Linked DNA regions of Homo sapiens: regions 1 and 2 are each linked to region 3. Evidence: chromatin loops called from intact Hi-C (ENCODE). Cell type or tissue: heart left ventricle. All regions are shown on one strand. Region 1 overlaps LDLRAD4 (low density lipoprotein receptor class A domain containing 4). Region 2 overlaps LDLRAD4 (low density lipoprotein receptor class A domain containing 4). Region 3 overlaps LDLRAD4 (low density lipoprotein receptor class A domain containing 4).

What was found. Hi-C counts contacts between places; a loop is a spot of excess contacts. Peaks named below come from ENCODE experiments on the same cell type or tissue, not always from the same donor. Only the 100,000 strongest peaks of a DNase experiment are listed, where the experiment ranks them.
Region 1: a loop joins it to region 3, with 2.6 times the contacts of the local background. A loop is called at or near these places in 13 of 110 quality-filtered maps.
Region 2: it touches region 3 in a loop (2.2-fold over the local background); 16 of 110 quality-filtered maps call a loop at or near these places.

Annotation. Positions count from the first base shown.
Region 1 is chr18:13,449,382-13,457,381 of GRCh38, forward strand. All of the region lies in intron 4 of LDLRAD4 (low density lipoprotein receptor class A domain containing 4), which reads left to right. Among named protein-coding and RNA genes, the nearest start is that of MIR5190, 6.6 kb to the right of the region's middle. RefSeq lists enhancers at 5,571-6,214, 6,215-6,860. In heart left ventricle, no CTCF peak of the experiment used is centred here; a DNase peak (open chromatin) is centred at 4,591; H3K27ac peaks cover 4,366 bases.
Region 2 is chr18:13,516,309-13,524,308 of GRCh38, forward strand. The region is part of intron 4 of LDLRAD4 (low density lipoprotein receptor class A domain containing 4); the gene reads left to right. Among named protein-coding and RNA genes, the nearest start is that of LDLRAD4-AS3, 49 kb to the left of the region's middle. In heart left ventricle, no CTCF peak of the experiment used is centred here; a DNase peak (open chromatin) is centred at 4,178; H3K27ac peaks cover 1,084 bases.
Region 3 is chr18:13,377,189-13,385,188 of GRCh38, forward strand. All of the region lies in intron 2 of LDLRAD4 (low density lipoprotein receptor class A domain containing 4), which reads left to right. Among named protein-coding and RNA genes, the nearest start is that of LDLRAD4-AS1, 46 kb to the right of the region's middle. RefSeq lists a silencer at 362-656 and enhancers at 2,628-3,129, 3,130-3,629, 4,321-4,945. In heart left ventricle, no CTCF peak of the experiment used is centred here; DNase peaks (open chromatin) are centred at 2,912 and 4,853; H3K4me3 peaks cover 729 bases; H3K27ac peaks cover 4,631 bases.

The sequences.
Region 1 (8,000 bases), 72 kb after region 3:
ATCAGCACTTCTCCTGCCAGCCATGAGGCCTGGAAGGGGAGCCTTGTGCTAAGTGACACTTAAAATCTTGGGACCATAAAGTGCATCTCCCCATTTCAGAGACTGGTGGCTCAGTGGGGTGACCCCCAGGCTCATACGTGTGCTTGGGAGAGGAGAATCTCAGATTGCCCTGCCTCCTTGAGAAAGGCCCCTGTCTTCCTGCGGGCGTGCACCTGTTCCGGAGAGGGCCCCTGAGCCAGGCTGTCTGCTGTGGATGGCTCTGCCATGGCGCTATCTCCTTCATCCTTATCTATCTCTTCATTGTTAGTGGAGGGTGTTGGGCATCTGTTATTTGCTTTATTCTAAAAATTCAGAGAAAAAGGAACTTGAGCTACACTTCAGGCCTTTTACCCTTAGATCTTGGGGGAAGGTCAGCTATGGTTCCAGGTAGGGTGTACCGCCGCAGGCCCTTGCATGCCAGCTGTTCTCCCTGTCTGGGTTTGGGCAGGTGGTGGGTTCAGGCCCAACCGCTCTCTCTGTCATGGGGCCGGGGTGGTGGCTGAGCCAATCAAGCAAAATGATGGACCTTCCATCACGGGATGTAAGCCCGTGTCTTGACTTCACGTGACTTTTTGTGGAAGGACAGCCAAAGGAACACATTACCGAGAGAGTTCGCTCTTCCATTTGCATAGGCTTTGGAGATAGAAGTGTTGAGTATTGTTTCTTCCTTGGTGAGAGGGGTTGGCATGAACCCAGAATTTTAAATGCCAATCTGACCTTAAAAGGCTGGCAGAGACCCTGCCCTTCCAGGCCTACCCGTGCCTCCCACTGAAGCCCCATGAGGCCTCTAGATCAGCGGCTGCTGCCTCCTCTCACCCTTCTGGTTCAGTGTCTGCTCTCATGTTAGGAGACGTTAACTGGAAATGACAGGACCTGGGGCCAGTGCAGTTAGCTTCTCTCCCCCCACCCCCCCCCCCAAAAAAACACACAAGATCCCAAGACTGATTAGTTTTCATAAGTTGTTGAAGGAGAAATAGTTGTTGAAAGATTATGTCTGGACAGGGGGCTGGAGGGTGTTATAGAGAAAACATGTTTGGGGTAGTCACTTGTGGAAAATTATATGCTGAGTAATACAAAACATCCCATCTCTGGGATACTTCATGGAAGGTATTTTTCTGAGTATTGAATGCGTGAGAGGCATGGGCTGGGCTCTATGGGCAGGTGCAGGGCTGCAGGGGCTAGGTGACATGGGAGGGTGCAGTGTGTGTGAGACGGAGGCTTTGCCTCCCAGCTTTGTTCTGTCCAGTGCTAAGTGGTGTCCTTGAGAAGGCCCACAAAGTTGTGGCACGTATCTGCAGTGCCAGTATGCAGGACAGAAGGAACATCTTACTAAGCCTGGGTGCTCAGGGAGGCCACCATCATGGGCTGGCAGGGTCTGGAGAACCCCTGCTCTTCAGGGGGAGTGTCGTGGGGAGACGCCTGGGCAGGGATGCCACATAGGCTTGTCATGGAAGCTTGCGGGGAGGGGAGGGCTGACTTTGAGGAGCACCACTAGAAAGGTAGGTGGGGTCAGATTCTAGAAAGCCAGGGATGTCAGGCCAGATCGCTTTCATTCTCTTTCATGAAGGAAGTCATTGAAGGTTTTTGAGCAAGAGAGGCTACGACACAAAGCTGTTGTATAGCCGGAAGGTCCTTAGAGATGGCTTAGTTTAGTTCTGCACTCAGGAAAGGAAACTGAAGCCTGAGATTACGTGACCACTTCAAGGTCACAAAAATAGTCTTTGGCAGAAGTCCTAATATGTATGTTTCTAGTCTGTCTGGGCTACTATTACCAAATACCATAGACTGTGATATGGTTTGGCTATTTGTCCCCTCCAAATCTCATGTTGAGATGTAAGCCCCAGTGCTGGAGGTGGGGCCAGGCGGGAGGTGTTTGGGTCATGGGGACGGATTCCTTGTGGCTTGGTGCTGTCCTTGAGGTAGTGAGTGAGTTCTCACAAGGTCTGGTTGTTCAGGTGTACGGCACCTCCCCCCTCACTCCTTGCTTCTGCTTCCCAGTGTGAGATACCAGTCCCCTTTTACCTTGCATGATGAGTGGAAGCTCCCTGAGGCTCCCTGGAAGCAGATGTCAACACTATGCCTCCTTATGTAGCCTGCAGAACCCAGAGCCAATTAAGCCTCTTTTCTTTATAAATTACCCAATCTCAGATATTCCTTTATAGCAATGCAAGAGATGGCCTAATACAGATGGGATGGCTTATAAACAATCAAAATGTGCATCTTACATGTCTGGAGGCTGGGAAGTCCAGGATCAAGGTGCTGCCGGACTCAGTGTCTGGCGAGGGCTTGCATCCAGGCTCACAGACCGTGCCTTCTGGCTATGTGCTTACATGGCAGAAGGGGAAGGAAGCACTCTGAGGTCTCTTTCCCATGGGCATGAATCCCAATCCTGAGGGCTCTGCCTTCATGACTGAATGCCTCCCAAAGGTCTCACCTCCTAAGCTTGTCACTCAGGGGTTAGGATTTCAACATATGACTTTGGGGGTGGGGAGAGAGTACAAAAACTTTCAGAGCCTAGCAGTGCTTCCCATTTCTTAGGACAGTTCTCCTTCCACTAGACCCTGTCCTCACACCAACTTGTCAGGTTAGGCAGTGTCAGGGTGGCAGGAGGAAATCACCCGGAAGGACCCTCCCTTGCAGAGTAGGCAGCCTATGGTGAACGTGGCGTGTGCCCCTGAGAGTAGGGACTGGGCCTAGCTAGGAAGGCTGTCAGAGGGGCAGGTCCCCAGTAGCTGTGCCTTTGGGATTATGTAAAAAAGGGTTTGGAGGAATCCACATGAAAGCCACAGCAGGAGATGAATAGGGAGGGAAGTCAGAGTGTGCCCGGCACAGCAGGGTCCCAGTGTGGTGTCCCCAGTTTTGGGGTTCACGGTGGCAGCGGCGGCTCCTGGCCACCCTCCTTGCAGCGCTTGGAGGATGCAGCGGGTGCAGACTGGGTGCCGTGGAGGGGGGCGAGGAGGAGTCTGGGGCTATCTCCTGGCAGAGGGATAGCTCAGCAAAGGTGGTGGGTGCACTAGAGAGAGAGGAGGACCCCTGTGAGCAAGTCTCTGCGAGGGTAGGATCGAGCCTAGAGAGTGGAGATGTGGACGGAAGAACTCCAGTGCACAGGAGGAGACTCTTCTGAAGCTGGAAAGGAGGAAGGCGGGAGTCCTTGCTCCTGGGCAGAGCTGCTGCTATGAGTCAGCCTGGGGCTGGGGAGTTGGAAAAATACCGACATAGGAGGGATCTGCAGTCCTGACAGTCAGCATCTTGGTCATGCTCTGCAGTGTTCAAAAGAGCTTTCTGCGTGTATGAACTTCTCTCCACAATTCCACCAGGTCGCGTGTTTACTAATTGCTAAGTGCTTTACTTGAGTCATCTCATTTAATTGTTAGAACAACCATATGTGATAAGAACTCATCGGACCCCTCCTTAGGATTAAGGAGGTCAGTGGCAATGAGTCCAGCCTCAGCCTGAGGGGTGACCCCCAGCGAGAACCTCCAGGAAGGCCAGAGGCAACGTCCTGGGGCAAGTGAGGGGGACCACGGGGGATGCTACATGGAATGCTGCTTTCCAAGTGCAAATGACCAGGGAGAGAAAGGGCACAGAGATGGGCTTGTGCTCTGCTCAGCATGGGGAGCACCGCAGGGGTGCACATGAGCGAGCGTGAGGTCACGGGATTTGCATCATGTGCAAATGAAATGCAGGAATCACAGGGACAGTCATCGTTTTAAAAGAAGCAGGACCCCGGTATCTTGCCCTTTGAAAACAGATGATGGTGGACTTTGTTTTGCATTGCTCCTGGTGTGCCTGTGGTTGCGTGCACGTGCTCGCGTTTTGGAAATGAGGAGGCCCGTGAACTGGTGTCCTGCTGTGTGTGAACTTGGGGTGTGAGGTTCGAAAGGAGCAGGACCCTTCATGATGTTTTTCTTGGAGGCCCAGCCCTGAAACTTGTTTGTGTCATACATGACAATGGATTTGTGCACTTTTTGTATCACAGGAATGAGTTAAAATCAAGAGTCAGCAGCTCCGCTACTCCGTAGTGACCTTGGTTTATTAACACCTCAAGCCTGGTTTTTCGCAGCTGCCGGCAAGGAAGGCAGGTTTGATCCCTGGAGTCACTTGTGACGCAAAAAAAAAGCATTCTGAAATGGTGACTTGACCTCTGTTATTAACTTTAATGAGATAAATATTAGATGGAACATTTAGCCAAGAGAGGTGTTTCTTTGTAAATAGTGTTATTATTTTCAGGTGTCTGAGAGAGACGTTGATCAGGGCATGCGATGTCTTTGAGCCCCCGCTGAGATGAGAGCCCCAGCTCTGAGCAGTGCCCACCCATCCTCTGCAGGGCGCCCGGTGCTCCACCTGCCCTTCCCTCTGTTGCCCCTCATTACCTCCCAGCCCCGTCCCCAGTACTGCTGTGTAATCTGTTCAGTGGGGACAATAATGACGCAATGTGTGATCCAGAGTCTAGCACCTCGTGGCGCCTTGATGGAAATAGAAAGCTGTGATCACAGCATTAAAATATGCTAACAGGCTGCGGGAGCTAATGGGCGCCGTGTTCACACTGCAGATGTTCATTCCGGCGCTGCCGCCGACTGCGGGGACAGAGCCGGAGGCTGCGCCGTGCACACCCAGCTTCTCATGGTGGTTTTGTTTATTGCCGGGGTGTTCTCCAAAAGGGGCATCCTGCCTCCTTTATAAGGTGTGCTGTCTTTCTGGCTCTGCGATGATATAAGACCCCTTTTTGTCTGACTGTTAGATGCGCAAGCAGACTCAGTGTTCACGTGGAGGGAATGTTAGCAATGATAACAGGGTGCAGTCGTTTGATGAAAATAAATTGGATTTTATCCTGTTTGTGGTTAATGTTTATCTAGTTGGAGTTTCTGAGCACTAGAAAGGGGTTCCAAATGCATTGTCTAAATTTGTGAAAGAATTCCAGTATACCACATTTAAAGGGATGATTTAAGTGCATTATATTAAGTTGTGAATAATATGGAATTTTGAGTGTCTGGCTTGCAGTGCTGTCTTCCATTTGCTTCCTGGGTCGGCCTGGGAAATGACTCCATTCTCTTCATCATCTTTGCCCTTATTACTAGCCAGGCACCTCACTCCTTATTTTCGTGCTCTTACTTTGGGGAAATCCATCGGATGAAACATACACTCAGTGAGTAGACAAGGCAGCCAGAGGCTATCTGCTTACAGGTGGGTGGCTTTGTCCACGCTGAAGGATGCCTGTCTCTGCAGAGAGGGTAGCAGCAGGACATGCCTGGCCCGGGATGGCCATCCACCTGAGCCACAGGTCTGGGCACAGGCACAGATGAGCTGGGAAAGGGGCTGGCCTGGTCCAGAAGGTGCTGGAGGGCAGAGAGGCACTGTGTTGCTGTGACAGTCCCTGATGAATGGGGATGTGTGGGATGTCATGTTGCCTTTGGAGATCAGACCACTCCAAGCCCTCAGCAGCAGCCTTGGTCCTGATGTGTTCATTCATCAGGCATCCCACTTGGCTGCGCACAGTGCTGGATCACCTGCGGCGGGAGCAGGGCATGCGCCCTGGTGGGTGCTCAGTCCGCGTTTGTTGAGTGGATGATCACAACCCTGCAAACATGTCACTGAGCTAGGCAGTCCAAAGGGTGTCCCTCCAAGGGAGGCGAAGCTGGTGGATGCTGGACACCTGTATGTGCAGGAGCTGGGGGCTGGGGAGGGGGCATAGGTGCTGCCTGGGAGAGGCACCAGGTGTCCTGGCACCAGGACCAGGGATGTTCCTCAGGCTGGGCTGGCAGACAGGTCATTTTACCCAGTGGGCACTTAGGCAGGAGGCCTGGGGTTTCCAGGCTTTTTGGGGGCTTATGCAAATATTGCAGACCTGAAAAAAATTCTGCTTCCAAGATAGGCAGCGAAAACTGCCAAATTAAAATGCACACATTTAATTAAATGTTGACAAAACGTGATGGCTTGTCAAATAGTCACCTGCAATTCATTGTCTCAAGTGGGATGTGGTGCTTTTTCCTGGGTTTGATGTGACATCTATGAGGCCCGTAAAGGTCATGAGATGCCCTTGGGTAGCCATGGTGAGAAGAGGCTGGAGGCTGCAGGGGCACCTGCTCCTGCTGAGCAGGTAGAGGAGACACTAGGAGCAGCTCAGCATCCCCCCACAGCCTGGACGGCTCTGAGGGTGGGTCGTCATTCCCTCTGATGAGCTGGGCCGGATCACTTGAGATACAGGCAGAAGGTGGAGAGGGGGCCAAGTCATGTCCTCCCCGTGGCTGGGGCAGAGCTGTGCATCTGGCTTCCTCCTTCCACACAGCCCCAGGGAAGATATCCGGGGGCTTGGCAACCTCCCCTTCAGCTGCATTCAGCCCCACACCGGGTGCCATTTCTGGTGATCTAACATACAATTGAGCAACTCTTGGTGGTGCTAAGATAAATGGATGATAAATTGCAGTTGTATATTTTTAAGATTATGAAGAAAGCAAACATTTAAAATACAAGCCTGTTTATTAGTCTGTTTTACTCAGAGCCCCAGCTTCCGAAGTCTGGTTGCCCTGAATTCCATGTAGAAGTCCTGCCGGGACTTCTGGCAGGAGCGCCCGCCATGTCCCGCGCTGTCTGCATTGTTAGGAAACGTGTCCTTGCTTGGCTCCCAGCATATGGAGGAGAAGTGAATGTGTCACTGCTGTGGCAGGAACACATCTTCCAAGAACTAAGGGACATCTTGTCACGGACTCCTAGGCAGGAAACAGGGCAGAGTTCCAGGTGTCAGGTGCTGTGGTTTGAGGTGTGAATAAATAATTACCAAAATGACTGGCTGTGGTGGGGAACGAGGAGCATGTACACGTTTTGCCTGAAAGTGGGAGCCTGAGTGTTAGCATGGTCCCCCCGCCGTCTGCCTGCCTTCCTGAGCGTGCCACATCTACACGGGGGTGCCCCTTCCTGACCGGGGTGCCCTCTCTCGCCTTCCCTCCTGCTCCCTGTGCACCTTGCCAGGGTTTCCCTGGGCAGCTCTGGTGAAGGGCGTGCGTCACGCTATCCAGGCCCTCTCCACGCCTCAGTGGCCAGTTGCCTTTCCTTTCTTTCTCTTTCTATGATGCTCCTGTATTGCCCCTGGATTCCTCTAACCCACATCATGTTGGATTTTAATTATGTGTTTAATGACTTCTCTCTTACTAGATTATGAGTAAATCCCTCCAAGGGAGGGTCTGTGTTTTGTTTATTTTTGGTCCCTGAATGTCCAGTGCAGGGTCCATGTGCATGCACATATACACACAAATCCATCAGATACACATGTATTCATAATAAGTTTGCTTTTTAAAAGGGTATTTTATATAAATAGAAATGGGAAACTATTATATTTGCAGACATGAACCAATGTATGCTATCAGTGCGGGTTTGAGCCCCAGCTTCAGGCTCAGTAAATCATAGGTCAGCAGAACAATGCCACCCATTTTTCTTGGGATATGTGGTTTTTTCTAGATTCTGTGGCTTACAGTGCTATCCAAAATTCCTTCCACTCCTCCTTCACCTCCTTTCTCAGCTCCCAGGATTTCTGTCTGCCTGGGGAAAACCCTCACCCTGTGTTTTTCCTCTGGTGTGAGAGCAGAGAACAGTCATCCACATAGAAGAACACTTCTGTGGCCTAGTGTGTGGGGCTTCCCCACAGCCCAGCAGTGGACACCTGCTGTAGTGTCAGCTCCACAGGCCGGGGGGTCAGTCCCCAAGGCTGCCCCTCAGACTCCAGTTGCAAGTCCAGGCCTCAGGAATTTCTGACCGACTGGCTTCAGGTTGGGGTTCTCACAACCCCCTTGCTATGTTTGATTAATTTGCTGGGGGGTGCTCACAGAACTCAGGGAAACACATGTTTACATTTACCAGTTTGCTCCAAGGATATTGCAAAGGACACAGATGAAGGGCTGCGTGGGGCAGGGCATGGGGAAGATGTGGAGTCCTGTGCCCTCCCTGGGCACCCCCCTCCAAGAGCCTCT
Region 2 (8,000 bases), 140 kb after region 3:
AGTGAAGCCATGAACGATCTCTTCCGGGTGTCCTAGAGGAGCCCTCGTGCCTTACAGGAAGTTCTAGCCCTGTGCAGCCAACACACACCTGTATTTGTTCAGATGTCACCTTGGTGGCACAGTACAGATCCAGGGGACACCTGTGCCTCTGAGGCCGTCGGGGAGGGTGTGCTGTGGAGAGACCTGAGGACTCTGGTAGCGCCCTCCTTCACAAATGTGTGTACATCGTGTGGCTCTTTATTGCTAGGGTGGCATTTGAAATTTCGTTTATTTCTAAAAACCAACAGAGCGGCACTTCAAGTGGACACTATTTTTGATTCAGGGATCAGTGTCTGAGAGCATCAGTGTATTTCAATCCTAAAAAGTTTTATAAATTCTGTATAAGGTCATATAAAGGTGTTTAGGTTTGTTACCCTGGATAATGGCGATTCATTTGGAGAAGAAGCCTTTCACGATGCTTCCTGACGGCACCTTCTTTGAAGGAGAGTGGCCTTATATCAGCCTGTGTTCCTTAGGCAGCTGGCATCCCTTCATTTCATTTTGTTCCTTTATTTATTTTGAGACAGGGTCTTGCTCTGTTCCCCAGGCTGGAGTGCAGTGGCACAATCCTAGATCACTGCAGCCTCGAACTCCTAACCTCAAGTGATCTTTCCGCCTCAGCTTCTCGAATATCTGGGACTACAGGCACATGCTGCCACACCCGGCTAATTGTTTGATTTTTCTGCAGAGACAGAGTCTGGCTGTGTTGCCTAGGTTGGCCTTGAACTCCTGGACTCAAGCGATCCTCCCGCCTTGGCCTCCCAAAGTGCCAGGATTACAGATGTGAGCCACTGCACCTGGCCTGGCATCTCTTTTAAAAATGGCTTATTAAATATTGAGTTGATATAAGCAAATATGTATAACCTATGTGTGAGGTATTAAGAATCATCAATTCCAGTGGATGCTTATGTCCCCACTACCCAGTTCCAGCAGAAGAATGTTCCTGTCATCTTCCACTTCCCTTACACAGACACATCTTCTTTCTCTAACTGGATGACTCCCCATGTGGGACAACTGCCTGCACGATACACATGAGTAATGATGTGGTTTTCCCTCCACAAGGTCCCGAGGAACCAGAGGTAGCTCCGTTTTGGAAAGAGCTTCCTGGTTGCCCATGGGTTATGAAGTCTGCTGGTGAGGCTTCCTTAGATGTCTGAATGTCTCTGGTGGCCATCTGTAAGATGCAGTCAGTCACTGTGTTCAGGGAGGGCGGCCCGTGGATGCCTGGCTTCCACACAAGCAGTGTGGTCCTGGAGGCACACGTGGGGTTCCTGGAAGGAGTGCAGTTTGCAGTTGTTGAAGCCCCACAGGTGGGAGAATATTTCGCTCTAGCTACCTCTAGGTCTTTATATGACATACTGTTCTTATAATATGTCTGGACATGACTTTCTTTTTTTTTGTTTGTTTTTGAGATGGAGTCTCGCTCTGTCGCCCAGGCTGGAGTGCAGTGGTGCGATCTCAGCTCACTGCAAGCTCTGCCTCCCGGGCTCATGCCATTCTCCTGCCTCAGCCTCCCTAGTAGCTGGGACTACAGGCGCCCGCCACCACGCCTGGCTAATTTTTTATATTTTTGGTAGAGATGGGGTTTCGCTGTGTTAGGATGGTCTCGATCTCCTGACCTTGTGATCTGCCCGCCTCGGCCTCCCAAAGTGCTGGGATTATAGGCGTGAGCCACCGCGCCCGGCCATGACTTTCTTTTCTTTTCTTTTTGTCCTGTTTGTTATTTTGTGAGATTCCTAGTCTGTGGATTGGTGTCTTTCAGCAGTTCTGGAAAACTCGCAGATTTTCAAGATCTCCTCAAACATTGCCTCCGTCTTGGTCTCATTATCCTCCTCTTGTGATGAGTTGTGGGTTAGAGCTTCCCACTCTGTCCTCTGCACTCCTTCTCTCTCTTCTGTATTTCCCATCTTTCTGCTTTTACATCCTGGGTAACTTCCTACAGTCATTAGTTCACTCCTCAGCTGTGTCTCGTGTTACTAGACCCATCCAGTAGGTTTGTGTTTCTTGTATTATATTCTTCATTCCAGAAGCTGTATCTGTTCTTTTCAAATGGGATTGTCATTTTAAAAAGTCGTCTTTCTCCTTATACAAAGTTCCCAATGTCTTCTTTTCTTTTTAAGCTATTAAACATACTTAATTTTACCCACTCTATCTGGTATTTCCCACATCTGAAGTCTTTGCAAGTCTCATTAAACTTCCCGTGTTTATGCTGGATCTCACTCATGGTGCTTTGTTTCTTGTTTGTTTTGTGATTTTCGTTTTTTAAAAGTGAGCTTATAATTCTTAGAAGTACATCTATGGAAACTCTTGGCCTAGGTTGAAGGTGGGTTTCTCCAGGGGGTCCATGAATTTATACCCACCAGATGTCTTGGAAACATCCCCAGCTTTGACTATTTTCTATTACTGGCTTCGGTGTTTTTGACTCACCCAGAGAGTATGATTTTAGTTTATAAACCTCCTTATGGGCAGACTTATGGTTACACATTCTCATGGGTGGAGATAGTTGTTCCCATCCTTTCAAGACTAGTCATTTTCCTTGCAGGCCGCTAGGGTAGGAAGGGTCTCGGGGATGAATTTATTCCTAGTTCACCATTCTACGGAGGATATAATTTTGTGAAGACTCAGCTTTCTTCAGCAGCAGTGTTCGTTGTGGGAGCCCCGCAGTGGAAATGCCCTAGGCTTTGTCTCCCGTCTGCTAGCTGCAAGAGTGCATTAAAATGGAAGCTCAAATTCATTGCTTTGGCAAATACTTTCGAAGTGGAAACCTTGAGTGCTGAATGAACTCTCTAAGTTCCTGCTTTCCTTAGCTCATGGGCTCCAAGTATTGCTTACTTTTTCTTACTGTCATTTTAAAGATTACTTTATCCAGCACTTTAGTTGTTTCCAGCAGACGGTTCCTCTGGGGATCTCACTCACTGTTGCCAGACATGAAACTCACTCACCATCCTTCTAGTTCCAGAAACATGTGGCATCAACCTACGTGGCTCTCCCTGGTGTTCCGGAGGGAGCCGGGGAGCTGGGGTCAGCTCTTTCCCTGTCTGCCTTGGGTTTCCCTTCTTTCATTGATTTCCTCAAGGGGATGCTTACCTTTTCTAAAAAGACTTGACAACTTCCAAAGGTTAGCAGAAATGGGCCAGGCGCAGTGACTCATGCCTGTAATCCTAGCATTTTGGAAGGCCGAGGCGGGCAGATTGCCTAAGCTCAGGAGTTCGAGACCAGCCTGGGCAACATGGTGAAACCCCGGCCCTATTAAAAAAATGCAAAAAAATTATCAGGGTGTGGTGGCATGCACCTGTAGTCTCAGCTACTCGGGAGGCCAAGGCAGGAGAATTGCTTAAACCCAGGAGGTGGAGGTTGCAGTGAGCCGAAGTCACACCACTGCACTTCCAGCCTGGGTGACAGAAGGAGACTGTGTCTCTAAAAAACAAAAAAGTGGAAATGAAATTTTCCACCATACCTCATGTTATCTCAGGTAAATACCCAAAAAGTGCTGGTTTACCAGCTCATATTGATTTTTCATTTTCATGAGCTTCAAATTTTCTGAGGATATTTTATAACTAAGTCCTGTTGCCTCAAGTCTATGCTGTTAAGTACAAAAGCTTAAAGTTTAAAACATACTTGGAATTTGCTACGTAAAATATGCACTAGCTACAGGTGCATTTAGGTAATGAATACACATGAAAAAGAGGGTAGACCTGTGTGTGCCCTTGAGAACAAGGAATTTTCTCAACCATAAGAATCCTCTATAGACCCTATAATTTGCCAGTTCTTTTTTATCACACACTTGTTAGGGGATTGGGCAATGAAATGTTGCTGGTAATTCTTCAGAAGAATTCATGGGGATGAGTCGAATTTTCACCGTTTAGTTGGAGGCAGCTTCCCAAGTCTGCTAAAGCCTGTCTTCAGCTTCCCCTGAAAGTTGGCCCTGTTGGCATCCTCTGATCGAGAGGAGGGAGAACCTTGAATAGTAGCAGTGGGGTATAGAATAACCATCACCCTAGACTCTAGGGTGATTCTTCCTAAATTGTACTTTACATATCTTTAGTGCTCTGTTTGCTGAGATATTAATAGATGTCTCTTGACAAAGGAAGTGACATATTCAGACAGAGCGGGAGGACATCGTGTACACGGCCCAGCTGCCTGGAATGTCCACATAGGAAGTGCTCGGGGCAGCTGTTCTTTAGGATGGGAGACTCAGAGGGAACAACTTAAAAATACCCGCAGGCTGGGAACAGTGTCTCACACCTATCATTCCAGCACTTTGGGAGGCCAAGATGGGAGGGTCTCTTGAGCCCAGGAGTTCAAGACAAGCCTGGGCAACATAGGGAGACCTCGTCTCTACTAAAAATTAAAAAATTAGCTGGGCATGGTGGCAGGTGTCTGTGGTCCTACCTACTCAGGAGGCTGAGGCAGGAGGATCACCTGAGCCTGAGAGTTAGGGGCTGCAGTGAGCCCTGATTGTGCCACTGCACTTCAGCCTGGGCATCAGAGCGAGACTGTCTGAAAAAAAAAAAGCCCTCACATTCACTTGAGATTAAGAAGACAGGACAGGAAAGTCTTTGTCAGAGAATGCAAGGGATGTTGCTGTTGGAGAATACATCCCCACCCTCGGCACCTCTTGGACAGGCCACTGGAATTCGTCTTCCTGAAGACTCGCCATTGGAGGTAGCCTAGTGAATGCCTTGCAGAGTCAGAAAGCCCGTTAGACTTTGCTTAATGAGTCAGTCTCCCTACTGTTGTAGCCTTGGAGTCCTTTTTGTTTTTAGAAAAAGACCCATTAGCAGCTTGCAGAACACATATGTCCCATGAAGGGCAGTTTGGGAGAGGCTGACCCAACCGACTCTTGATCGCTGGCACTCGTGCAGCCTGGCTTTGCAAGCTATGAGGACCTGAACACTTGGGAATTGTTCTGTGTCTTAACCATGAATATTTGTTTGCAAAATTTGGTTGAGAAGATTAATTACCTTCTTGTTAAGCATATTTACATGATTAGACTATTTTGTGATTTGCTACAGGTGTAAAAATCAGCCTGTTGTGGAAGATCTGGAGTCATTAGGAGCTTTTGCACTTGCTCTCATTAGAGATGGGATAGAGCAAAACAAACCAGGAGAGTTGAAAGTATGACAGATTGCCTTATTAATGTCCTCTCTGAGTACCTGTGCTGGATGGATTGCCAGTGGAATAACTTGGGAGGTGGTACAAACCCACAAGATGACAGTCATCCTCTGTCATTGCTCTCTTTTGTGATATGAGTGGCGTGAGGAGGAAGAAGGGAGCAGTTGCTGCATTTGATTTGGAAACTGAAGTTGTCACGGGGTCTGTTCCATGAGCACGTGACGAGGAGTCATCTGAGCTTTCTCTCAGCCATGTTGGTGACCTGCTCTGTTTTGGCATACAAAAATTATCTTAAATATGGGCACTCTTGTAAGATGAGAATGAGATATATGGAAAAATAAGGAAATTATACAAAGAGTAATAGACATTACTGGCACTGTAATTTGAAATCTAGTAGCCGTCTCTGTTTTCTCTAAGGCTGGTGAGTAATCAGCTCCAAGACTTGGTTTTGTCTCCATGGCAAGTGGCTGAACATGCAGTGCCCTGGTCTCCTGTCTGCAGGTGGGCTAAGGACACTAGTGCTTACTTTGCAGGGTTATGGTGAAGTAATTCACGTGAAGCTCTTAGTTAACAAATGCTACTTGTTGAACATGTTTGTTTTTATCATTTTTTTCCCCTAAAGCAGTATTTTGAAAACTGGAAAATATTTCCCATCTGTTTCTTTTGTTTAAGGTGATAAATGCTGTGGCATTCCATTGCCTTGCTTTTTAGCAGTGGCTGGCCAGGCTGACTTCTTGCTCTCTGGACAAGCTGCATAATTCTCTATTAGCCTGTAGCCTTGCTGTTTTCTAGAACCAAAGGACCTCTCCTCCTGCTATCCAGGCAGACCCTTGAAAGTGGAACATTATACATGATTCTAGAAAATCTCCTACAACAGACCTTTTTTTGTTTTTTGTTTTTTTAATATTTGTGTAGCATTGCACTGTACCCTCATCGTATAATGTTGCTTAAGAGCATGCCTTTTACATATCTTTCCCCTGCAGGTCCTTGGAAGGGCTAGTCTGCATATCTCGTATCTGCACTGAGTGGTCCTAAGGGGTTGTTTGTTTGTTTAAACTGCAAATGTGATCTGTTTTCAGAGATGTGACTGACTTGCTGGGCTTCATGTCCTGGAACATGGCACCTGCTTGAAATCCTCAACAGTCTTTGTCCTGTGTCATCCAGGTAGAAGCTTACATGCTACAAAAAAAGGACTAGAATGATATGGCATCAGACACAAAAGCCATATCTGGAATGTTTAGCTCTGTCTTTTTTATCTAAGCCGAATGTGTTTTCTACTCTTTTAAATGAACCTAACACTTAAAAACCCAGCAGTAAATCCTAGGGTGTTTTGGGGCTTGGGGGGGGATTTTAGTCAGAAATTCATTGTCAGCTTTTTGCAAATATTTGATAGTGTTATCTTAAATGTATGTACGAAGTTTGTAAAGGTGCGTTTGATGCATTTACGAGGTGCTGAGAGTGGATGCTCCCACCTGTCATTCCAGCCTCACATCCCCACCTTCCCGGCTCTGTCCTTTAGCCCAGATCCAGCTGCCCAGGAGCAGGAACGCTGTGCCCCCGGCAACATTCTAGATAGCCTGTGCCCGTGGAGGTCCCAGTGTCCACAGCAGTCTCCTCTTGGTGCCCCCACTGTGTGCGAGGCAGACTCTGAGACCATCCCCAAGACCCCCACCCCAAGATGTGCACACCCTGGGTGGTCTCCTTTCCTGGGTGGGGTCAGATGGGTATCCTCACATTAGGGCAAATTCAGTGACCTAGGTGAAGGGATTTGGTAGATGTAATTGACATCCCCGATCAATTCATGAGAATGGAGATTGTCCTGGGTGGGCCTGGTCTAATCAGGTGAGTCTTTAGGGGGGACATGCAGCAGTCTCAGACACCCTCCTGCTGGCCATGAAGAAATGAGCCACACTGTTGGGAGGGGAGTGGGCCACATGGCAAGGAAACAGTGACCCCAGCCCTGCAATAGCAAGGGACTGAATTCTGCTGACGGTACAGGCGAATGCTGAAGAGGACCCCAGGCCTGGGATGAGAGTGCAGCCCGCCTTGATCCCAGCCTCAGGAGAGCCTGACCCAGGCTGACGGCTCAGTATTGTTCTGAGCTTCTGGATTGTTGAAGTCTGCTGGGCTGTGGTGGAACGTAGTCTCCTGGGCTCTTCAGAGCCACTGGCCAGAGCGTCTCCCCATTTCCTTGCTGTGTACCATGCAGTTGCCTCCCTGGCCACTCCCCCTGGTATCTGGATGATGTCTGCCACAGACCTTTTCTATGGGGACCCCTTTGCCTTTCCAGGTGGGCCATTTGGGAAGGATTTGGACCGACCCCAGTGGGCTCTCCCTGGTGACACGAACCTTTTGCTGTGGCTGACTCTAAGGTTAAGGTGGTCCCAGCCCCACCCTTTGCAGCAGGAGACAGCCCATCTCTCTGGGTCTCTAGCATTCCTGGGTGAGGATCAGGCCACAGTCCATGAGCCTCCCTGCCTTGTTAGGAGCTTCTTGGCTGGTGAACCTCTCTCTGCCTTGGCCTGGACACAGGAGGGGGACCATTCACTCTGTCCCTGGAGAGGGGTCCTAGCGTGATCCTCGGCACAGATGCCTCAGAAGAGCTTCTCTTCACAAAGGCATCTTTAGCTGTCAGCACCTCGGTCTTCCAGGTCGGGACCCCCGACTTCCCTTGTAACTGAGAGGAGCCTCAGAGCACCAGGGAAGCCCCTTCTGAATCAGGACCGGGCCCTGCTGCATGATAGAGAAGAACCAAAGGGTCTTGGGTTGGTTTTTATTTTACACTTTACTTTGAAAAAACACACGTGATCAGCACCCTCACTTTGATGTGTTATATTGACTGTATC
Region 3 (8,000 bases):
GTAACATCAACGCCAGAGCCATCCTCTGACAGCACTGTTTTGCATTCTGTCCTTCAGACATCGGCTGAAATATGCATCTCCTTGGATTTCTGTGGCCAGATTAAGTTATTTCACCAACATGAACTGACTAGGCTGCGTCACGTCTGTTTCCATAACTTGGTCTGCCTCAATGATGGTTTTGCTGCTTGAATTGCAAGTCATTCTTGGAAAGGCTGGTCTAGAGGTTATCTTTTTTTAGCTCTTAGATGAGTGCCCGTGCCTTCTCCCAGGTGGTTGTACAACCCATGACTTTCCTAGGGTGGCACGCGATTAACTGCAAATAATTTCTTCTTCTGGTTCCCTTAAGTGGGAGAAATAGCAGAGTGGTTGAACCGAAGTTTAAGTTCTAAGAGGATATCAGATGGGCCTGTATCTGTTTCTCCTCTTCAGGCAATAGAAACCGCTTCCTCTCTCCAGAGGAAAGTGGGACTTCCCCTACCTTTTGTCATAATGGACATACTCAGGCAGTGAGGAGTCATCATTCCGCCAGAGCACAAACTGCTGGCCAGTCCCAAGAGCTTCGCGAGCGTGACCCGCCATTGAGCCTACATTAAGTTGCATGGAGCAATAGGCAGAGCCTCGCAGGCCCATCCCAGACAACACAGAGTCTCCCCTGGAAATATCTAAGAAAAGTCTTACTGGAGCATTTCTGTCCACCCCCACTCACCTTGAATTGGATACCGAGTTGTGAAAAATTATATAAAGTGGACAGTTTTTCTTTGTCCTAAAGGAATATATATTCCTCAGATAATGAATGTGAGCAAATGAGACAGAAGTGCTTCATGAAAGCTCAGCTGTTCCCTGTGTGTTTGATTTAAGAGGCACTTGTGGAGCTGGTTTGGAGCTTGGTGAACAAGGAATGCTTAGGAGGCTTTGTGAACGCAGGCGACTGAAATGACTCTGATCGTTCATTTCTGTAGGGAACATTGGCTGTTATATCGCTGATCAGTTTGTCTGAGCCTTAAGGTGTAGGGTGTTTTGCTGCGTGTCCTGGTGTGGCCCCGTTAGTTAGGGACCAGGCAGCCTTCCCCTGAGTTCCCTGCACTCTGTGACAGCTGCTCCTGGGGACAGTTGCAGGTTCACAGGCTGCCTCGCCCGGCAGAGGGGCATGGGAGCACCCTACTTGTCAGAAGGGTGGTTTGTTGCCCTCTCTGTGCCATCTTTCGTTCTCAGGGCTGTGTGGAAGCTTGAGAGGTGCATGTGAAGAACTTAAAAGGTCAGCACTTTACCAAGGGAACAAACCACACAAGAAAAGAGACGGAAGAACAGCAGACAGGACCCTGCGTGATGATTTTCCGAGAAGGAGATGTAAAAACTTGGTCAAATTTATTATTTTTCTTTCTATTGCTGCTTTTTAAATGTTATATTTCAGTATGAAAACATGAAAAAAAGCCAATCAAATATCAAGAGCCTCTATCTTTTTCCTTTTAAAGGCAAGTTTCTTTCTTGACATTTTTTTCCTCTTCTACTATTCTACCACATTTCATACCAAAAACCTCACCCACACACTTTCTCTAATTTTGTATCCTTTCTCCTGTTTCTCTCTGTTGTTAATTTTAGCTGGCATGGAATGATTTGAGCTTTGATTTTTATCTATTGGGAACTTTTTAAAAAAATCAAGACAAATTAGCAGAGGAACTAGGAGATGAATCTGACGTTGTATCAGTTGGGTCAGATCAGAACTGGAAGAGGGTGGGCTGAGCCGTGTTAGAGACGCGATTTCATCGGCCATCTGCTGAGGCAGGTTGTAGTAATTTGGGAGGGGTGGTAACTTCTCCAGCCCTCATTAGATCTAGGGTTTTGTTTGTGTTTTCTCATTAGATACACAATGGCTCCATCAGGCCAGTGCCATCATTGCTTCCATTTTACAGCCAAGGAAACTGAGGCTCAGGGGCTTTAAGTAACTGCCTAAGTCACACACAGCCTAGAATGAGGTGAACCCAATGTGGCCAGAGCCCAGACTTTTGTCCTCTGGCCCCTTTGTATAAGGCTCTTGTTTGAGCATGTTTGAAACAGTGTGGGGCTGGGCACTGCCTGTGCAGTAAACTCCCAGCCACGATGTCCCCCATGGGGCACCCCCAGGCCAGCAGCCACTTGTGTGTGGTGCCCAGATGCAGGACAGAGGCCATAGATTGAAAAGGAGGTGACCTAGCTGAGGCTCAGCTAGAATTCTGTGCAGTACAGTCAGCATTTATTGGGTACCTGCTGTATTCTAGTCCCCATGGTCAATGCCAAGGATAATCAGGAAGCGTTGTCCAGAAACACCTGCAGAGGCAGACGAGACACAAGGATCTGGGCCCCATGGTGACAGGAGCTTGGTTTGTTTTGCTCACTGCTGTCTCCCCAGCTCCTAAAATAGTGCCTGCCAGAGTAATGACCCCACAAATAGCTGTTGAAATACTGAATGAAGAGATGCAGCTTTGGTGGCGTCCTGCAGGCCAGAGAGCAGGGAAGACTGTGGGCCGGCACAGGTGTCCCAGGGAAGCCTGCTGTGAGCTGACAGCAAGGAGTGGCTTGGCAAGGGAGATGAAAATTGTTTCGTACAAACAGCTTGTCGGTTCATATTCTTTTCTATTCCCACCAAAGAATGAGACAGCTCCCCCTCCCTTCCTGCCCACACTTGTTAGCCTATGGTCTGACCCCCTTCTTGTTTGCCTGTCATGCCCATTTTAAGCTGATTTTATCTGAAGAAAGCTGGAGTGGGGGAGATCCCTGGGTGTGGAGGATTGCAGAGGCCTGCCCCTGCCCGCCAGCCCCCTGCCCGCCAGCCCCCTGCCCGTCAGCCCGAGCCCTCACGCCAGGCCACAGTGGGAGCAGAACCTCTACGGGGGTGGGGCTGGGTTGGGAGGGGCATTGCCGCTGCTTGGCTGGTGGCCACAGTGGAGGTGTCTGTGATGTGCTCAGACCGGGCTCAGACCAGAATGCACGTCTGCTCAGGGATCATCTGCCCCTGGGCCAAGCCCTGACCCTTTCCCATTCCCTTGTGCATGTGGGTGCTGTGGGAATGGCCTGGTTCGGGCCCTGGAAAGCAGAGATCTTCCCAGTATTCCCTGATTCCCAGCGAGCGGCTGGTGCAGGTGTGCACGGCTGTCTTCCTAGCATTGCAGGCTCTCCCTCCTGAGCCAGTGTCTCCTGTGGCCGCTGTGTGTAGACAGTGGAACTGGAAGCTTGGGCCAGGATCCAGACACCTGGTTCCAGCCCTGGCTTGCATTCCTCCCACACTCATCTTCAACCTGTCCCCTCTCCCTGAGCCTCTGGATCGCCTCCTCCACAAAGCACAGGGGTCGGATATATGACTCCTTGCGGCTTCCTCTGCTGCTAGATCATATGAGTCGATAATTATAGACTTACTAATGCATTAAGGACAGTTATCCTGTTTATTTTAGGGGGAACTCTCTCCAACTTGGTTTGAATATAGCCTCAGGATTTATCAAGTGTTGGATTTGTCAAGGTGACATTTTAAAGAATGTTCTAATATAATTATTGCTTTTCCTGTTTGCAGCCTGTGTGTGTCTTTGAATCGATGTTTTGGGTTTTGTACTTGCTTCCTGAATTGGTGACCTACAGCAAGGCACTACGCTACCCTGAACTACATTATGCTGAACAAGTAACCAGATCCCACTGAGCTACCCAGGGTGAGGATGGCTTGGAGGTTGTGTTACAAAAGCTACATGTTATTTTGCCCCCCCACATCACAGAGATGAAAAGTAGCATGAAAAATTCATCACACTCCAACTCAGTCTTCCCTGGCTATAGGCAGCCTGTTTCTCTGACTTGCTCTCAGATTTGCATTTCCATGTGGATTTTCTGTGCTTCTGCACTGTGTCCCTTTCTTTTGTTTCTCTTTAGTTTTTTTTTTTTTTTTGAAGAGACAGGGTCTTGCTATGTTGCCCAGGCTGGAGTGCAGTGGTGCAGTCACAGCTCACAGCAGCTTTGAACTCATGGGCTCAAGCAGTCCTCCTGCCTCAGCCTCCCCAGTATAGGTGTGCACAGCCATGCCCAGCTAATTTTTATATTTTTAGTAGATATGGGGACTTTCTATGTTGGCTAGGTGGGTTTCAAACACCTGGGCTCAAGCAATCCTCCTGCCACAGCCTCCCAAAGCACTGGGGTTACAGGCGTGAGGCACCGTGCCCGCCCACTGTATCCTTTTTTATGCCCATTTGCCCTCTCTCTCGGCCAGAGACATGGCCATAGGGGACTTTTTGGAATGGGAGGGACCTCCAGTTTCACCTCCTCATTGTATAAAAGAGGAGATGGGAGCCAGGGCCGGGAGTCACCACGGGTACCAGAAGCAGAGTGGGTCCCCTACCTGGGGCTCTCTGCCTACGGCTGGCTGCCTGGAGGCAGAGGTGTTTTATTTGTAGCACCTCCTTTTCTTTACTGTTAGGAGATCTTGAGACTGACTGGCCGTTGCCAAGGTCTGCACTATCCATGAGCTCTGAGGCACTCACATGGAGACGTGTGACATCTCCCTTGGTGGGACACCTGGTCCCAGCTCAAGTTGGAAATAGCTTCTCAAGGGTCTTTTCCCCACTTTTTCTCCCATCTGTCTCATGACAAGCCCTTTGCCTCTTTGATCCTAAATGAACATAGGGTGAGATGATGCATAGGTGAGCTGTGCCGTGCAGCTCTCAAACATGGTCATTTTTATTTTTTTTAAATTTTGCAGCAGAGCCCCAGTTTGCCGAGGTTTAGAATGACCTCTTTGGTTGGCAGCGTTCCTTTCTCCCTGGAACTTCTCTGGTGGGTAGAGTGGCCAGGGATCGGCATCCACAGGCCGGGGCTCGGCCCTGAGCGTCTGTGGGGCCTGGAGCAGTCGCCATGGCTGTGGAGCTGTCACCTAGGTAACCGACATTCCGCCAGCGAAACAGTCTGTCCACAGCAGGAGGAAATAAAAAATGAAACTGCAGCGTCAATTCTTTATGCACTACGGTTTTTTGAGTGCTACTTTGATTTTGGAAAAAAGGCTGTTTCACTTCTCCATTGGATTTTGGCCTCCGTGCCCCTGTGTGACCCTCACATTTCCTGAACCCCATGTATCTGTTTTTACAGTGTCTTTTAATGAAAGATATAATACGGACACAGTTCAGTTTGTATTCCTGAATGACTCTGAGGAGGACTGCGTTTCATATAAGTTTTTGTGAATAACTGGTAAGGCAGACATACCCTGTAACTTACTTGGTTAGGTTTGTGAGTGTTCATGTTTTTAAAATGTCCCTTCCTGTGGGGGTGTTTTTCCATTTGACGTGCTCTATTTCCTTAGTAACTGTTGCTCTGTTATGGGAGGGACTTAATGACATTTTTCAAGTGCAATATTGAATTAATTTATTTCCTGGTTAGTCCTGCCCATCTTCCCAGTATAAATAGAACCTCCATGTGTGTGTGCGTGTGTGTGTGCGTGTGTGTGCGTGTGTGCATGTGTGTGCGTGTGTGTGTAGAATGATGACCATGTGCTTGCTGCCTTGGGGGGGATCTTGACTGTGACCTTGCGTCCTGGGTAAGTTGCCTCTTCCTGTATTCCCCCCTCTCCTTCTCTCTTGATTTAAGCTACTTGGGTTTAGGGAGCTTCCTGGGCCTCAGGAGTAGCATGGGAAGCAGTGCCTTCAGGGCAAGAGGCCCAGGGTCAGTCCTGCTCTCCTGCTGCCAGTGTTGGGCGCAGTTCTTGCGCCTCCATGGGGCAGCGCTTGCTCTCTCTCTGTAGCCTGAGGGCATTTAAGTCAATGACCTCTGAAGGCCTTTGCTGGATAGGACTTTGTGGGAAGTGTAAGTGCAGCAGGCTCACCACTTGTAATCATCATCTCAACTCTTCTAGTGGGGTGGTGGGAAAACCAGCCCGGAGGGTCCCAGCCAAGCAGGCTGAGGAGCAGCACCTCCACCTGGGAAATGCCCCTTGCCAGGCGCAGCTAGGGCTGGGTTAATTGTGTAGGTGTTTGCTGAGCCTTCTCTGCGCTGTGTATAGTACTCAGGGAAGCTTCACGTAAGTGTCTTCCTTCACTCATGTGTTCGCTCAGGAAATACGTATTTACTGGGCACCTGCTGGGTGCCAAGGGGAACTGGAGGATCTGCTGGCCACTGCCTTTGCTCTCATGGCACTTGTGGGGGAGACGGGCAGGCATGGTGCAATCAGGACACCCGTGTGGAGTCGCAACTGCAGATGTTTTGGGAAGCCGACCAGGTGCTGCGGGTTGTGTAGCAGGGTCTGGACTTAGACTGGGGGCCATCAAAGAAGCATCTCCAGGGAGGGTTGTTTGGGCTGAGACTGGAAAGCTGAGTGGCAGCTCATGAGCAGGAGGCTCACGAGAGCAGAAGATTGGAGGGACGGCCGGCAAGCAGCGTTTGTTCAGCTCCTCCAACTTTTACCCTTCCACGTGTTTGCTCCACAGATGCCCAGCATGGCTGTGCTGATTGCTGGTTGGTTTCTAAACTAAAAGCACACGTCTTGTCCAGAACAGGGCCTGCAGGCTTCTGCTGACTGTGCTGGCCCTCAGAGTTTTCTCTGGGTCCTGATCACCCACCCTGCGCTGCCTGTTGGTCACCTGACACACTTACTGAGTGCCGCTGGGTTCTGGCCCCTTCTGGGTGGTCACAGTCTTTCACTGAGCAGAACGAAGCTTGCACCTCTGCTGCGTATTCCTAGAAAGGGTAGCTAATCTTTGTTGCTAGCAGTGAGAAAGAAGACTTTTTACAGCATTTATAATTGCATTTTACCTTGAAAATTGCATTGGGGGAGACTCAGAGTGTATATAGGAATAGGCACGTTATCCATTGATGCGGTAACACAGCTGTGTTCACCCTGCTTTTGTTGGGAACCGCACACATCACTGTCCTAAAAATCCTGGCCATGACCACGCTTAGACCTCATGGGAGCTATTACACACCTGTGTCCAACCTCTCTTTTAGAAGATGTAAAGTTAAGGATTGGTGGGGGTGATTAAGCCAGCATAAGAAAACTGGGAAGTTGGTTGTTTCTTCTATTTTGATCCACATTGGCCTCAGTCTTTCCCATAGCCTTTTGACATGTGGGATGTATGATAACTTCATTTTTCTAATTGACATTTTGACAAATAATAACTGCATATATGTGGGGTACAATGTAATGTTTTGGTATATGTATGCATGGTAGAAATATTCAATTCAAATGAATTAATATATCCATCACCTCACCAACTTATCATTTTTTGTGGTAAGAATGTTAAAAATCTATTATTTTAGCAATTTTGAAATATGTGATACTTTTTTTATTAACTGTGGTCACCATGCAATGCAGTACGTCACTAAAACGTATTCCTCCAGTCCATCTGAAAATTTTGTATGTTTGATCAACATTTCCCTTTTCTTCATCGTTCTTCCTCCTGCCTCTGGTAATCTCCTTTCTACCCTCCTTCTGTGAGATTGACTCTTTCAGATTCCACCTATAAGTGAGATCATGTAGTACTTGTCTTTCAATTCCTGGCTTATTTCATTTGGCTTAATGTCCATCCGTTTCATAAGTGAGATCATGTAGTATTTGTCTTTCAATTCCTGGCTTATTTCATTTGGCATAATGTCCTCCCGTTTCATCCATGTTGTTGCAAATGACAGAATTTTCTTCTTTTTAAAGGTTGTATAGTACTCCATTGTGTATGCATACCATGTTGTCTTTATGTGTTCATCCACTGAAGGACACTTAGGTTGCTTCCGTATCTTGGTTATTGTGAATAGTGCCGAAATGAACACGGGAGTGTAGATATATTTTTGACATACCTATTTCAGTTCCTTGGATATGTACTCAGCAGTGGGATTGCTGGATCATATGGTGATTCTATTTTTAGTCTTTTGAGGAACCTCCATACTGTTTTCCGAAATGGCTGTACCAGTCTCCATTCTCACCAACAGTGTACACGGGTTCCCTTTTCTCCACATCCTTGCCAATACTTCTCATCTTTTGTCTTTGATAATGACCATTCTAATGGGTGTGA